2 separate regions of the Homo sapiens genome follow, and region 2 is linked to region 1. Evidence: chromatin loops called from intact Hi-C (ENCODE). Cell type or tissue: natural killer cell. All regions are shown on one strand. Each heading gives the region's core, and the rest is flanking DNA. Links, peaks and the distances in the headings are about the cores only.

The links. Hi-C counts contacts between places; a loop is a spot of excess contacts. Peaks named below come from ENCODE experiments on the same cell type or tissue, not always from the same donor. Only the 100,000 strongest peaks of a DNase experiment are listed, where the experiment ranks them.
Region 2: a loop joins it to region 1, with 3 times the contacts of the local background. A loop is called at or near these places in 9 of 110 quality-filtered maps.

Annotation. Positions count from the first base shown.
Region 1 is chr16:11,557,375-11,565,702 of GRCh38, reverse strand. The region is part of intron 1 of LITAF (lipopolysaccharide induced TNF factor); the gene reads left to right. Among named protein-coding and RNA genes, the nearest start is that of LITAF, 25 kb to the left of the region's middle. RefSeq lists enhancers at 1,013-1,640, 1,641-2,270, 2,901-3,530, 4,631-5,485. In natural killer cell, for the core only: no CTCF peak of the experiment used is centred there; DNase peaks (open chromatin) are centred at 2,612, 4,292, 4,882, 8,162 and 1 weaker place; H3K4me3 peaks cover 2,062 bases; H3K27ac peaks cover 7,046 bases.
Region 2 is chr16:11,608,934-11,617,261 of GRCh38, reverse strand. It overlaps a transcript of LITAF not described here. Among named protein-coding and RNA genes, the nearest start is that of LITAF, 26 kb to the right of the region's middle. RefSeq lists a silencer at 2,079-2,252 and enhancers at 1,716-2,323, 2,324-2,931, 3,067-3,276, 3,175-3,469, 3,437-3,486 and 1 more. In natural killer cell, for the core only: no CTCF peak of the experiment used is centred there; a DNase peak (open chromatin) is centred at 3,191; H3K27ac peaks cover 1,858 bases.

The sequences.
Region 1 (8,328 bases), core at 179-8,178:
GGTTGGTAGGGGCACCAGTGCATCCTGGGAATCTTCTCAGTCCCCACAAACCCGGAGCAGGGAGTCGCGCTAGTCAAGAGCACAATGAGGGGTGTCAGAAAGACCCACGTGGCTTGATTTTAAACAAACGGGCCCGGGATGGACTGAACCAAGACCAGCAGCCAACTTAGAGGCTCAGTTTTAAGGCCTTGACTTGGGATAGTAAGATTAGAGATTTCCAGCAGTGTCTCCTCCCCGCACCTCCCCCCACCCCCCCGCCCCCCGCTTTTTAGTGAAGAGAAAGTCACATAAAGATAACCATTTAAAAGTGAGTAATTCAAGGCCAGGCGCGGTGGCCCATGCCTGTAATCCCAGCACTTTGGGCGGCTGAGGCAGGTGGATCACTTGAGGTTAGGAGTTCGAGCCCAGCCTGGTCAACATGGTGAAACCCCGTCTCTACTAAAAATATAAAAATTAGCCGGGTGTGGTGGCAGGCACCTGTAATCCCAGCTATTAGGGAGGCTGAGGCAGGAGAATTGCTTGAGCCTGGGAGGCAGAGGTTGCAGCGAGCCAAGATTGTGCCACTGTACTCCAGCCTGAGCGACGGAGCGAGAATCTGTCTCAAAAAAAAAAAAAAGATAATTCAGTGGCATTTAGTAAGTTCTGTACTCCAGCCTGAGCGACAGAGCAAGACTCTATCTCAAAAAAAAAAAAAAAGATAATTCAGTGCATTTAGTAAGTTCGTAGCATTGTGCAACCATCAACTTCCATCTGGTTCCAGAACATTTTCATCATCCCCAAAAGAACCCCATACCCATTTCCTCCCACTGCTGTACACCCATCCCTGGCCACCAGTGATGTGCTTTGTATCTCTATGAATTCACCTATTCTGGGCATTTCATCTCAGTGGAATCATTTGATCTGTAGCCTTTTGTGCTTTCGAGGTTCATTCCAGGGCTGTCGTGGAGCCGGAATGATCAGTGATAAAACTGCTAGGCTGGCCACCCCGGGCTTCCCGAAGTCTGATCTTTTCCTTTGCATTTAGGATTCAAGGTCATACTTAGTTAGCAGGAGCGATACCATAATCATGAACGTGGTTTTCCCAGGGTGAGGCTTATCCTTGCACTCCCCTGCAATCTCCCCATTAAAAAAAAAAAATTCAAGATTCTATCTAGAACACTGTACCTTTTGACCTGCAGGTTTGATTGTGCAAACGTTGAATGAACCCGTTTTGGGCGCGCAAGGAGTAGGATGACACCCAGGACCTTGTGAGTGCCCGAAGTAGCAGCTTGCACTGGCCTATTCCAGAGAATTCTGAGGCTGTTGAGGCTGAATTGTTTAGAAGCAGATCTGTTGCTGAAAGTGAGGTCCCTCGTGGAGTTTATTTCCACGTCCCGAGGATTCCAGATCGGTGCATTAATATCAGTTAAGGGCACGGATGATCGCTGGGTCTGACACTGTGGCTTCTCCCTGCGGGTTCCTGGGTTTTTTGCCTCCACTTTTAACAAAACTGAGGCCGGGCGCGGTGGCTCACACCTGTAACCATAGCATTTTGGGAGGCTGAGGTGAGTGGATCACTTGAGGTCAGGAGTTCGAGAGCAGCCTGGCCAACATGGTGAAACCCCTGTCTCTAGTAAAAATACAAAAAAATTAGCTGGGTTTAGTGGCACGTGCCTGTAATCCCAGCTTCTCGGGAGGCTGAGGCAGGACAATCGTTTGAACCTGGGAGGCAGAGGTTGCAGTGAGCTGAAATCATGCCACTACACTCCAGCCTGGGTAACAGAGTGAGACTCTGTCTCAAACAAAAACACAAGCAAAACTGAGATGGAGATGCTGTCTGGGTTGACAAGCACGCCCCCCACCCCAACCCTTTGTCTTTTGCTAAGGGCTTGAAGCAGTAAATATGCAGCTTTGGGCACCCTGCCTCCAGGGAAATTCTGAGCTCTCTCAGAATTTCATTGTTTTTCTTCTCAATATGAGAGGGCTGAGCTTTGTGACTTTCCATCCTCGGCTGATCATTAACGTTCTATTGCCTGTTTACTAAGAAGCAGGTCACCTTGAATTGCAAGGTGCCCAGTGACAGAATGAGTTGGAACCCATCATTGGCAGGTATTTTTTGCATGGCATCAAGTATGTGGCATAAAAGTGCACAGTAAACGCACTTTCATGTATTAGGGAGGCAGAAAGAGAGGTGATCCCTCCAGAGTTCAAATGTGTTGCTTCCACTGAGGGTGTATTTTCCTTTCATGATTTTTCTGGTTTTTAATAATTTCTGGCCAGGCGTGGTGACTCACGCCTGTAATCCCAGCACTCTGGGAGGCCAAGGCGGGCTGATCATCTGAGGTTGGGAGTTTGAGACCAGCCTGGCCAACATGGTGAAACCCTGTCTCTACTAAAAAATACAAAAATTAGCTGGGCGTGTTGGCAGGCACCTGTCATCCCAGCTACTCGGGAGGCTGAGGCACGAGAATTGCTTGAGCCTGGGAAGCGGAGGTTGCCATGAGCCAAGATCACGCCACTGCGTTCCAGTCTAGGCGACAGAGTGAGACTCTGACTCAAAAAAAAAAATTATTATTATTATAATTTTTTTGTGTAGAGATATGGTCTCACTCTGTCACCCAGGCTGGAGTGCAGTGGTGTGATCACAGCTCACTGTAACCTCAAGCTCCCAGGCTCGAGCAAATCCTCCGACCTCAGCTTCCTTAATAGCTGGGACTACAAGTTTGTGCAACCGTGTCTGGCTAATATATATTTTTTAATTAAAAAAAATTTTTAAAGATTGTCTTTATATATGATTTTGTGACTCTATTTTTTTTTCTTTTGTTTTGAGACAAGGTCTTGCTCTGTCACCCAGGCTGGAGAGCAGTGGCGTGATCCTAGCTTATTGCAGTCTCAAACTCTTGGGCTCAAGTGATCCTCCTACCTTAGCCTCCAGAGCAGCCAGGACCACAGGCATCTGCCATAACGCCCGGCTAATTTTTGTACCATTTGTAGAGACATGGTCTGAATTTGTTTCCCAGACTGGTCTCAAACTCTTGGGCTCAAGTGATCTGCCCACGTCGGCCTCCCAAAGTGCTGGGATTACAGACGTGATCCAACATGCCTGGGCAAGAATACCTTTCGTTGAGCAAATTGTTGAGAGGTAGAATGAGGAAAACTTTTGGCTAAAAGGGACCCCAAGATATCCCAAGTGGCATATTTATAGATGTGAAAGTGATTCCACAGCTGGGCATGTCAGATCAAAATTCTCCATGGATCAGGAATGCCTCCTTTTCCTTTTCTGTCACCACCGGTCACATTTGGCTACTTAATTTCTGGGCTCCAGTGCAGCATGGAAACGCGAGGCCCTTTGTTCAAAAAGTGTTCGAATTTCTTTTCTTCCTTCTTTTTTTTTTTTTTTTTTTTTTTTTGAGACGGAGTCTCGCTCAGTCACCCAGGCTGGAGTGCAGTGACACGATCTCGGCTCACTGCAGCCTCCATCTCCCAGGTTCACAGTGTGGAGAGGCAGGGCACGGTGGCTCATGCCTGTAATCCCAGCACTTTGAGAGGCTGAGGCAGGAGGATCACTTGAGCCCAGGAGTTTATGACCATCCTGGGCAGCTTAGCAAGACCCTGTCTCTAAGTAAAATTAAAAAGTTATAGCCAGGTATGGTGACACACACCTGTAGTCCCACCTACTCCAGAGGCTGAGACAGGAGGATTGTTTGAGTCTACGAGTTTCAGGCTGTGGCGAGCTATGATCATGCCACTGTACTCCAGCCTGGGCAATAGAGTGAGACCCTGTTTCTCTCTTTCTTTCTCCCTTTCCCTCTTTTTTAAAAAAAAGACATTGTGGAGAGTGTGTGTGTGAGTTTAGGGTGAGGGGGACTAATTGCTGTTCTAAGAGTTTCGTAGTTGGGGGGGTGATAAGGAGGGGATGGGGGGTGATGAGGAGAGGGATGGTTGGTGGGTGGGCCTCTTATCCCAGGAGATAAGCCAAATTGAAATGAAGGCGCAAAACAAGGGAAACAAAATGGGACTAACCGTGGTGGCATTTCCTGGCCTTGGGGCCTGAGGGAGGGAAGACTGTGGAATTTATTTAGAAAACTTCCAAACCAGCGGTTATGAGTCTTTTTTACTATTCTGGCCTGTTGCTCTTGTTCTTTTCAGAATTATAAATGTGTTTGTGTGGCTGTTTGATCTCAAAGCAATGCTCAGAAGATGCAGTGTCTCGAAATCCCAGAAGATAAGATGTTACCACATGAAAGATGGTCTCAATAAAGGGGGAGAGGCGGTGGCCGAGGCCTTAATTTCCAAAACGAGAAACTGGGGCCCACCCATCTTTTAAAGGTCGTCAAAAGAAAGCTCCCATCCTCCCATCCCCCACACCTGTGTGTTGACTCTGTAAAGATGCAGTTTCCTCACTTTGGGAGGAGAGGCCGTGGTTTTTGCAGGAATTGCGCCGCTGCCGAATTCAGCCATTGCCTCTTGGAGGTTTAGGATGCCCCAGGCCTTGTTTTCCCTCAAAGCATTCCATTGGCAATCACGACCAACCATGCTCCTTGAGGATTTCTGTACACACTGGCTTTTCCTGGTCTTGTAAGTTTTTATACGAGTCAGTTTTCACCATAAATCATGGAGGTGGGTCTGGGGCTGTGACGGCGAGTCCTCGACGTTCAACCCGGATGTAGGTCACTCCAGACCCCCAGGGTGCCCTGTCGTTCCCTTTGCTGGAAGTTTCAACAAAGCCAGAAGCAGATGTCAGGGGTTCCCGGGGTCATCTGGGAGGGATGTCCGCTGAGTTTAGGGGCAAGCTGGGACTGCTGCATTTCTGTTCCTGTACGTCAGAGGAAACTAGCAACACGCCTCAAACCACTTTACACCATGTCTCAGTGTTAAACCAGAGCCTGTTTTCACAAACACCTCCTGCGATCTCATTACAGCCCCACCCTGCCCTCCTGCTTCTGTGGCCTTCTCTACTTTGCTTCTTGCTCCTCTTAAAGACCTTCTGTCTCATCTGTCTTTTCTGGGGTTGGGCCTTTCCCCTTCTCTATAACCTTCTGTGACTCCCACGGCTCACAGCTTTGCTGTATATTAGGAGCAGAAAGCAAGCTTCATTACATCATTTAAAATTTTTTAGTAGCTACATTTTTTTTTTTTTTGAGATGGAATCTCGCTCTGTGGCCCAGGCTGGAGTGCAGTGGTGTGATCTCAGCTCGCTGCAACCTCTGCCTCCCAGGTTAAGTGCTGGGATTACAGGCGCACGCCACCAGACCTGGCTAATTTCTGTATTTTTAGTAGAGATGGGGTTTCACCATGTTGGCCAGGCTGGTCTCGAACTCCTTACCTCAAATGATCCACCCATCTCAGCCTCCCAAAGTGCTGGGATTACAGGCATGAGCCACCGTGCCTGGCCGCCACATTTAATGTATTTATTTATTGATTTTTGAGACAGAGTCTCACTCTGTTGCCCAGGCTAGAGTGCAATGGCGCAATCTCAGCTCCCTGCAACCTCCACCTCCCGTGTTCAAGTGATTATCCTGCCTCAGCCTCCTGAGTAGCTGGGATTACAGGCGCCCAATATCACACCTGGCTAATTTTTGTATTTTTAGTAGAGACGGGGTTTCACCATGTTGGCCAGGCTGGTCTCAAACTCCTGACCTCAGGCGATCCGTCTGCCTTGGCCTCCCAAAGTACTGGGATTATAGTCGTGAGCCACTGTGTCTGGCCTCTTTTTTATTTATTTTGTTTTTATTTATTTATTTTTGAGACAGTCTCGCCCAGGCTGGAGTGCAGTGGCGCAGTCACGGCTCACTTGAACTCCTGGGTTTAAGTGATTCTCCCACCTCAGCCTCCCAAGTAGCTGGGACCACAGGGGTGCACCACCATGTCTGGCTAATTTTTAATTTTTTTGTAGAGACAGTGTCTCCCTATGTTGCTCAGGCTGATCTAGAATGCCTGGGCTCAAGCCATCCTCCTGCCTCAGCCTCCCAAAGTGCTGGGATGACAGGTGTAAGCCACCATGCCCGGCCTAGTAGCCACATTTTGAAAGGTACAAAGAAACAGGTGAAATTAACAATACATTTTACTTAACTTCATATATCTAAGCTGTGGTCATTTTAATATATCAATATAAGAAATTATTAATGAGATATTTTACATTCATTTTTTCCTACTAAGTTTTGAAACCCAGGGTGTATTTTTACATTGACATTCTATCCCAAATTGAATGCTAAATTTTTATCAAAAAACATTTTGATCTATATTCAGTGTTCATCAAATTTACCATTGAAAAAATGATTCATATATTCAAGTTGTCCCAGACTTACATAAAAGCTTCCCAATAATTGAATTGTTAGTTTTCACATTTAAATTGCTTAAACTTAAATACAAGTAAAAATTCATTGGCAAGTAAAAAGATGAAAAAGAAGCTAAAACAAAAAAAATTCAGTTCTTCACTCACACTAGCTCATTTCTTTTTTTCTTTTAGACATAGAGTGTCGCTCTGTCACCCAGGCTAGAGTGCAGTGGCATGATCATGGCTCACTGTAGCCTCCACCTGCTAGGCTCAAGTGATCCTCCTACCTCAGCCTCCTGGGTAGCTGGGACCAGAAGTGTGCAACACCATGCCTGGCTAATTTTTTTAATTTTTAAAATTTTGTAGAGAGAGGGTATCACTATGTTGTCTAGGCTGGTCTTGAACTCCTGGGCTCAAGTAATCCCACTGCCTCGACCTCCCAAAGTGCTGGGATTGCAGTCATGAGCCCCCGTGCCCGGCCACAAGCCACATTTTAGACGCCCAATAACCTTACGTGACTGGTGGCTGCTATATTGGGCAGCAGATACAGAGCATTTCCATCCTCACAGAAGATTCTGTTGGACAGCACTCTGATAGAAAGAAGTCTTGAACACGTGTTCTCCAAGGGACTTTCAAAGTTTTCTAGAATGCAGCCCCAACCTATCTTTACTTACTGACTTTCTTTTTATCACGTTCACTCCCCCGCCTCTATTCCACTTTGTTTCGTTTGTTTGTTTTTGAGACAGAGTCTCGCTCTGTTTCCCAGGCTGGAGTGCAGTGGAGTGATCATGGCTCACTGCAGCCTCAACCTCCTAGGATTAAGCAATCCTCCTGCCTCAGCCTCCTAAGTAGCTGGGATTACAGGTGTGTGCCACTACACCTGGCTACTTTTTTTATTCGTTGTAGAGACAGGGTCTCACTATGTTGCCCAGGCTGGTGGTGAATTCCTGGGCTCAAGTGATCCTCCTGCCTCAACCTCCCAAAGTACTGGGATTACAGGCATGAGCCACTGCACCCAGCCCTTTTGTTTTGTTTTGTTTTAGAGATGGGGGTCTCACCATGTTGCCCAGGTTAGTCTTGAGATCCTGGGCTCAGGCTATCCTGCCACCTCGGCTCCACAGAGTGCTGGGATTACAGGTGAGCCACCGCACCTGGTCTCTGTTTCCACTTTGAGGTGAATACCCTTTCTTCGGTTCCTCCAGAGAAGTCTCCTCTTTGGGGCTTGGTTTAGAGGCAGGGCTTCTGAGAAGGACTCTACCCTTCTCCCTGCAGTGGGATTAATTGCTGCCTTGGCTTCCCACGAGTTCTAGAAAATGAGGCAGACAGTGTCGGGAGAGGGGAGTGGTGGTTGTGGCTCGCTGCCCCGGAGCCTCATTTCCCATTTCTCCCGAGACAGGTTTGAATGGCTCTTCTAAGGCAGCCTGAACCCTGCCCAGTTAGAAAAACAGCCACACAAAGAACAGCACTGTGTCTGCTTCCAGCTGCCCCATGGCTGCTGGATCATGGAACATCAGACAGGAGCACACTCTGGGTGCAGGGTGTAATTCTAGGCGAGCAGCAGCTCTGCCAGGGCTGGAGGGAAATCCTTTCTTTGCCCTCACAAAAGAAAATGTGTGCCTGGCTGCTCTGGTGCTCATTTTTCAAAATGAGAACTGGAGTCTATGTGTATTTCCTTCTTAAAAAGCTATAACACAGAGGCTGGGCGCGGTGGCTCATGCCTTTAATCCCAGCACATTGGGAAGCCAAGGCGGGAGGTTCACTTGCCCCCAGGAGTACAAGACCAGCCTAGATAGCAAAGTGAGACCCCCATCTCTACAAAAAATGAAAACATTAGCCGGGCGGGGGGGCACATGCCTGTAGTCCCAGCTACCTGGGAGGCTGAGGCAGGAAGATCACCTGAGCCTGGGTGGTGGAGGCTGCAGTGAGCTGAGATCACACCACTGCACTGTAGCCTGGGTGACAGATCTTGTCTCAAAAAAATAAAACAAAACAAAAAACAAAACTATAACACACATACAAAAAAGTATATACATTTTAATTGTACAACTGAGATTTTTACAGACTGAACATAC
Region 2 (8,328 bases), core at 27-8,026, 52 kb before region 1:
AATGTGCTGGCATCTTTTTTATTTCTATTTATTTATTTTTTTGAGTTGGAGTCTCGCTCTGTCACCCAGGTTGAAGTGTATTCGTGTGAGCTCGGCTCACTGCAACTACTGCCTCCCGGGTTCAAGCGATCCTCCTGCCTCAGCCTCTCAAGTAGCTGGGACCACAGGCTTGCACCACCACGCCTGGCAAATTTTTGTATTTTTAGTAGAGATGGGGTTTCACCATGTTGACCAGGCTGGTCTCGAACTCCTGACCTCAGGTGATCTGCCTGCCTCGGCCTCCCAAAGTGTTGGGATTACAGATGTGAGCCACTGCGCCCTGCTGGCATCTTTTTTTTTTTTTTTTTTTTGAGATAGAGTCTTGCTCTCTTTCCCAGGTTGGAGTTAAGTAGCTCAGTCACAGCTCACTGCAGCCTCAACCTCTTGGGCTCAGGTGATCCTCCTGCCTCAGCCTCCTGAGTAGTTGGGACCACACGTGTGCACCACTATGCCCGGTAAATTTTTAAGAATTTTTGTAGAGATGGGGTCTTCCTATGTTGCCCACTCCGGGCATCTTTTGATGTTTATGATCATCTGACTGTAAGGGATTTGTGTTCAAAGGCCAGAGGGTAGCCTGTGATATTGTGATACAATAGGAAATATGTATTTGGTCTTTGCCTCACGTACCTGACAGAGCTTCTAAGGTCCTCGTAATTTCCTGAGTGGCAAAGATGAGAGGTACATCTTTTGTTATTCATCATAAGCCCCTTTCTTTTTCTTTTTTTTTTTCTTGTTTTGTTTTGTTGAGACAGGGTCTCACCCTGTCACCCATGGCTGGAGTGCAGTGGCACAATCGTAGCTCACTGCAGCCTCAACCTCCTAGCCTCAAGCAATCCTCCCACCTCAGCCTTCTGAGTAGCTGGGAACACAGTCACGTGCTACCATGCCTGGCTAATTTAATAAAAAATTTTTTTAGAGATGGGGTCTTGCCATGTTGCCCAGGCTGGTCTCAAATCCCTGGCTTCAAGGGATCTGCCTGCTTCAGCCTCCCAAAACATTGGGATTCCAGGTGGGAGCCACGGTGTCCAGCACTATTCCAGTTTATTATAAAAGATACAAACAGCCAGATGCACAGGAGCATAGGGTGGGGTCTGGAAGGGCCCTGAATGTAGGGCCACTGTCCCCGTGGAGTTGGGGTGCCCCACCTCCCAGGTAGTGGATGTATTTGGCAACCTGAACGCTCCCAGAAACCTATCTAGTGGTTCTTATCAAGGTTTCGTGACGTAGGCATAATTGATTAAATCATGGCCATTGGTGATTGGACCCAACTCCTAGTCCCTCTCCCCTCCCCAGAGGTGAGGAGTGGGTGAACTGAACCTTCTAACCCTCTAAGCATTCCAAAGCTATCTAGGTACCCCCACACTGAGTCATCTTGAGTCATCCCATTAGCATACGAAAGATACTCTAATCACTGAGGAGGGTCCAAGGGCTTTGGCAGCTCTGTGCCAGGAACCAGTGACAGGGAACAAAGACCAAGCAGATACTTTTTATTATACCACATAGGTCTTCACTTTTCTTTTTTTATTATTTTATTTTAGTTATTTATTTATTTTTAAAGACATAGTCTCACTCTGTCTCCCAGGCTGGAGTGCAGTGGTGCAATCTCGGTTCACTGCAACCTCCACCTCCTGAGTAGCTGGGATTACAGGCATGCACCACCACACCTGGCTATTTATTTATTTATTGAGACGGAGTTTCACTCTTTTTGCCCCGGCTGCAGTGCAATGGTGTGATCTCGGCTCACCGCAACCTCCACCTCCCAGGTTCAAGCGATTCTCCTGCCTCAGCCTCCTGAGTAGGTGGGATTACAGGCATGCACCACCATGCCAGGCTAATTTTTGTATTTTTAGTAGAGACGGGGTTTCGCCATGTTGACCAGGCTGGTCTTGAACTCCTGACCTCAGGTGATCCACCTGCCTCAGCCTCCCAAGGTGCTGGGATTACAGGCGTGAGCCACCGCACCCAAGGTCTTTACTTTTCCTCTGAGTTGTTGCCCATGCCATTTACACCCCAGGGTAGATGGGGCTCTGGGTGTCGCTTTTCTTCCTGGGATCTCTGTTCTTTCCTCAGCCACTGTCCCCTGGGACTTTCCTGCCTCGTTTTCTCCTAGAGCCCCAGCTTGGTCTCTCCTTCCTTCCTTTGTTCATTCATTCATTCTCCCAGTGTGTACCGACTGGTCATCCACCCCGTGCCAGCTGCTGGGCTGGGTGCTGGAGAAGCAGCTGTGAGTGAGGCACTCAGACCCGGCCCCATCTGACAGCGGGCCACAGGGTCCTGGAAGCCATGCATTCGCTGTCATGACAATCACTGAACTGACTCCCTGCCGTTAGAACTGCCTGCCGTCTAGAACAGAGCTGGTCCAGCTGCAGGGTAATGCATGCCACTGGGCAAGTTTAAATTTTCTAGTAGGCATATCAGAGGAAGTAAGAAGATATTTGTAACAGCTGAAAGGTGAAAACAGTCCGGGCACACTGATTCATACTTGTGATTCCAGCACTCTGGAAGGCCAAGATGGGAGGATCTCGAGCCCTGGAGGTGGAGGTTGCAGTGAGCTGAAGTTGTGCCATTGCATTCCAGTCTGGGTGACAGAGTAAGACCCCATCTTAAAAAAAAACCAGAAAAAGCCTGGGCACAGTGGCTCATGCCTGTAATCCCAGCACTTTGGGAGGCCAAGGCAGGCAGGTCACTTGAGGTCAGGAGTTCGAGACCAGCCTGGCCAACATGGTGAAACCCCATCTCTACTAAAAATACAAAAATTAGCCGGGCCTGGTGGTGTGTGCCTATAATCCCAGCTACTTGGGAGGCTGAGGCAGGAAAATTGCTTGAACCTGGGAGGTGGAGGTTGCAGTGAGCCAAGATTGTGCCACTGCACTCCAGCCTGGGTGACAGAGTGAGACTCTGTCTCAAGAAAAAAAAAAAAAAAAGAAAAGAAAAAGAAAGAAGAGGAAAGAAGAAGGAGAAGGAGAAGGAGAAGGCCTCCAGAAGGACCAGCCCGCTGACATCTTGATTTCAGACTTCTAGCCTCCAGAACTGTGACAATCAGTTTCTGTTGTTTTAAGCCACCTAGTTTGTGGTCATTTGTCACAGCATCCGTAGGAGGGAGAAAGGAGAGTGAGAGAGACTAGGACATCCTTCTGAGCCTGCACAAGCCTCAGCTGCCCCGTCTGTACAATGGGCACAACGGCTCCACTGTTGACTGGTGTTGCTGGGAATGAATGAGTCATGTGCAAGTGTCCAAATCTCAGGACCTGCCAGGAAGCAGAGGGACCCCACAGAACACAGGCGTTGATCTCAACTGTCAGTTCCGTTTTAGAGATAAGGAAATAAACATTCAGCGAGAGAAGTGGCCCGCCCGGTCATCTGACAACATGTGGCAGGGTGAGGCCGGCTCTCGGAGTACAGATCCTCATTTCTGAGATGTCCTTTCTGTCTGGGCTTTGCCCCAGCCACCTCTGTGCCCTCGGTTCCACCAGTGTGAACTGCCTAGCCGGCACACGCCACACCCTCCGTCCGGCTGTGCTCCCTGTAAGGACACCTTTCCTGCTCCTCTCCCACCTAACTCTGGCTTAGCCTTCAACAAGAGCCACTTCCTCCTGGAAGCCTTCCCTGACTGCCCTCACCCTCTGGGAGCTTTCATAGGAGCCCAGTTTGAATCAGCAGGGGCCCCACCCTCCAGGAGTTGTCCGTTCTAGGGAAGATTGTGAATCACCGATGTCTTCGAGGTGGGGCAGGTCTAAACAGGCGGAACAACACACTCTGGCACCTCAGACCCAGCTGTGTCTGAATTGCCCAGATGGTCAGGAGAAGGCAGCCCTGGGACCTGGCAGCTGGCTGCATTGCTTATTCCCCCAGGTGACCCAGGAGGTCTGGTCTCTCTGTCAATGCGAGTGTCCCGTCTCTCTCCATCCCATGGGGATCCAGAAGTGGAAACAAAAACTAGAGTGATCTTGAGGTCAGGCGTTCGAGACCAGCCTGGTCAACATGGTGAAACCCCATCTCTACTAAAAATACAAAAACTAGCCAGGCGTGGTGGTAGGTGCCTGTAGTCCCAGCTACTCGGGAGGATGAGGCAGGAGAATCGCTTGAACCCAGGAGATGGAGGTTACAGTGAGTCGACATTGTACCACTGCACTCCAGCCTGGGCAACAGAGCGAAACTCCATCTAAAACAAACCCCAAAAAACAAATAAAAAAAAATCCAAAGAAAAACCTAGAGTGAAGCACCTGAATGGCTGGCCTTGCCCATCAAGAGGCACCCAGGCCATCGGCTGTGCCCCAAGATGACAGCTTTTGCAGGGTTGGGAGGTCAAGATTCTAGGGGGACACAGGGTTCCCACAAGTCTTCAGGAGCCATGGGAGTCCCTGAGATGGTGCCCAAGAGCTTCTGGTGTAACCAAGCTTGGTTCCACAGTGAAATCATTCCCCAAGAGGGCGGACTCATCCTCCAAACATCTCTTTTCAGTCTGTCCTCGTCCCTCCGCCCTTCTCAAGGACGTGGACAAACAGAGATGTCAGGGGAGAATGGGGTGGGGAAGTGGGTGGCCAGTTCTGGGCTGGGAGTGGGGTGGGAAGGTCTGCTGTCTCTGCGAGGGCTCCTGCCTGGGCCTTGTTAACTTTCCATCCAGGTTCTCTGTGCACGTGAGCGTCCTGAGCTGGGCCGGCCCTGGCCGCCCGCTGGCCGCATGCAGTGCAGTTTGCTCTAACCGCAGGTGACCCACACGAGGTCAGACAGCCGTTCCCACAGAAACCTGCTGGGAGTTGCCCAATAAGGCCCTTCCTTCCTCATTCTTCACCTGCCTTCCAGAGAGCCCAGGCCAAGCCAGGGAGGGAGACACCTCTTCACCAACCCTCCAGGCTGCCCCCCAGGTGGCCCCTTTTCACAAGAATGATGAGGACGGTGCAGCCAAAGCCTGCTGCGGCTCCCAGGAGTCACAGAGTCCCTGGGCTGGGAAATGACCTGGTCTGACTCACTGGAGAGACCCCCGTTTTAGATCTGGGCTGAGCAAACCTGGCACATGGTTGGCTGTCCTGAGCTTTGGCGGTGTGGGCAGTGCCAGGAGATCCTTGGACTTTGAGACCCTGTTTCCACCCTCTCAGTGACATGGCTGTGTGGGCACCCACATAACCCTCTTTGCCAGGCGAGTGGTGATTTCCGAGCCCCGAGGGGAAGAAGGAAGAAGGAAGCCATTAAGTTGCGTTGGATGGGGGTTGTTGTCACACTCCATATCCTGTGGGACCCCACAACAGTCGAAATGGGAGGGCCAGGCGCAGCGGCTCACACCTGTCATCCCAGCACTTTGGGAGGCCGAGGTGGGCGAATCACCTGAGGTCAGGAGTTTGAGACCAGCCTGGACAACATGGTGAAACCCTGTTTCTACTAAAAATACAAAAAAACTATCCAGGCATGGTGGCGCACACCTGTAATCCCAGCTACTCAGGAGGCTGAGGCAGGAGAATCACTTGAACCCGAGAGGTGGAGATTGCAGTGAGGCGAGATCGCACCACTGCACTCCAGCCTGGGTGACAGAGGGAGACTCTGTCTTAAAAAAAAAAAAAAGAAAAAGAAAAAGAAAAGAAAGAAAGAAAAAAAAGATAGAAAAATGCTTGGAGGAAATTTGCTCCCAATTGGCTGCAATTTAGTAGCCATTTCCAGGCAATAGTAGGTGGTAAAAAGTATTGTTATAGGGATGTCCTCTAGGGGAAAGGCTGCTAGATTTAGTAAATAAAAATGCAGGATGCCTGGTTAAATTCAAATGTCAGAGAAACAACAAATGATTTTTTAGTATAAGTATATCCCATGCTGTATTTAGGACTTGCTAAAAAAGTATTCACTGTTTCTCTGACATTTGAGTTTAACTGGGCATCCTATATATATGTTTTGCAGACAGGGTCTCGTTCTGTTGCCCAGGCTGGAGTGTAGGGGGGTGATCGTGGCTCATTGCAGCCTCGAACTCCTGGGCTCAATTCATCCTCCCAGCTCAGCCTCCCGAGTTGCTGGGACTACAGGCTTGTGCCACCACGCCTGGCTAATTAAAAATTTTTTTTTTTGTCTCACTATTTTTGCCTAGGCTGGTCTTGAACTCCTGGCCTCAAGTGATCCTCCTGCTTCAGCCTCCCAAAGTGCTGAGACATGAGCCACCATGCCTAGCCATGTACTGTATTTTTTTCTGGAAACCGTATCTGGGAGGTAGGACGACTCATAGATTTTTAGGCGCCTTCTCCTTGACTTTTCCTCCCTCCTCCTACCCCTTAGATTTCGGTAGCTGGGGGAGAGGGGTCCTAAGTGTTTCAATTAGGACTGACACTGTCGTGAGGTCTTGTTCCGTCTTCCATGTACAAATTGGCCACTGATTCACATTTCCCCAGCCCCACCCAAGAGTGAAGGCTTGCTCCCATGAGCCAGCTGGTCCCCCTTCTGGTACATTACAGGTTGCCTTGAATGGTTGTCTGAGTTGTACAAAGCATGACTCCATACTTGAGAAGAGTGCCCCCTGCATTTGTGCAGTGCGCAACCTGCACAACCCAACACAGCAACCCTGTTTCCACTTCTAGATTATGACCACTGGGCGATGGTTTTTTTCCTCTTATTTACTGCTCAAGTTGGGCTCCATCCCATTGTTCCCTTGCTCGGGGGAAAACCTGAGCACTCTGGGAAGGCACTGTGGCAATGTCTGAAGACAACTGAGCTGCCAAGCCATGTGCACAGAGCTTTTGATTCTCAAGCCATCCTGATATCTGCTGGAGGGACTCTCCACTCCCTTCCCACTGCCCAGCGTGCAGGCTGGGGCTTGAAGGACCAGAATAAAGATTTCCTGCCTGCCCGACCGCCACGTCCTTTCCCGATCCTCACCCCCACCAACCCTCCAACCTAGGCATAATTTTAGAAACTTAATAGACCCCTTGCCGGACATTCTTGGCCTGGAGCCTGCGGGGGCAGGTCCTGAAAGAAGACAGACATTTCTTTCTTAGGGATTGCCGATAGAGATCCCCTGTTTTCCCCTGGGACAGGTTTCTGAGGGGCCATTGTGTGCGGAGGAGCTGCTCACACACTTGCTTCTTTATGGGGTCCCCCCACCACCCAGTCCTCCTGGGCTGGATTATTTTGCAGGGTGAGTCCCAGCTTCTCTGTGCTTCCCTGAGGCCCCCCAAAGCCATCAGGAGCAGTGGGGACTAGGGTGGGGAGGATTGAAGGCTGCAGAGATTGGTGGCCATAGGGAATCCTTTGCAAATCATTGGGGTCATTTGGTGCCTTGAAACTGTAAATGACAGGCGGGGACCTCTGGGCCTGGAGAGAGAAGGTGGGGTGTGATTTCAGCATCCAGGCCTTGGACGACAGTGAAAATTTGTTTCCATCACTGGCCAGGAAAGCCTGGTCTTTTCCGTTTGGATTTCAAGGAATTGCCCCATTCCTGCAGCAGACATTCTGGAGGCTTCTGGAGTGTGAGGGAGAAGTGGGCAGGAAGGAGGCATGCCAGGGACAAATGTTTACGGTCCCTTGAACAGCAGGCATCTCTCAACCGTAGCAGATGGGGGCCTCTGAGGCTCTGGGAGGTGAAGTAACTTGCTCACGGTCACGCAGCCGGGAAGTGGCACAGCCAGTCCTGCAGCCTGAATCCTTTGCTCCCTTTATCCCTTTTTCTTTTTTCCAAGAGTGTTTTGGATACGTAATTTACATACCGGACAATTCACCCATTTAAAGCATACCATTCAGGCCGGGCACGGTGGCTCACGCCTGTAATTCCAGCGCTTTGGGAGGCCGAGACGGGTGGATCACTTGAGGTCAGGAGTTCAAGACCAGCCTGGCCAACATGGTGAAACCTCATCTCTACTAAAAATACAAAAAAATTAGCTGAGTGTGGTGGCAGGCGCCTGTAACCCCAGCTACTCAGGAGGCTGAGGCGGGAGAATCGCTTGAACTCAGGAGGTGGAGGTTGCAGTGAGCTGAGATCTCGCCACTGCACTCCAGCCTGGGCGACAGAGTGAGTGAGACTCCGTATTAAAAAAAAAAAAAAAAGTCTACTATTCAAAGGCTTTTAGTTTATAGAATTGTGCAACTGTCACCACTGTCAGTTTCAGAACATTTTTCTACAGCTTCAAAAGAAACCTCATCCCCTTTAGCCATCGCTGTCTAATTTCCTTGTTCCCCCAGCCCTAAAACCATGAATCCGCTTTCTGTCTCTGTGAATTTGCCTGTTCTGGACATTTCACATCAATGGAACTGTATACTCGGTGCGTTTTTTTTTGTTTGTTTGTTTTGTTTTTTTTGTGTGTGTGTGAGACAGAGTCTCAC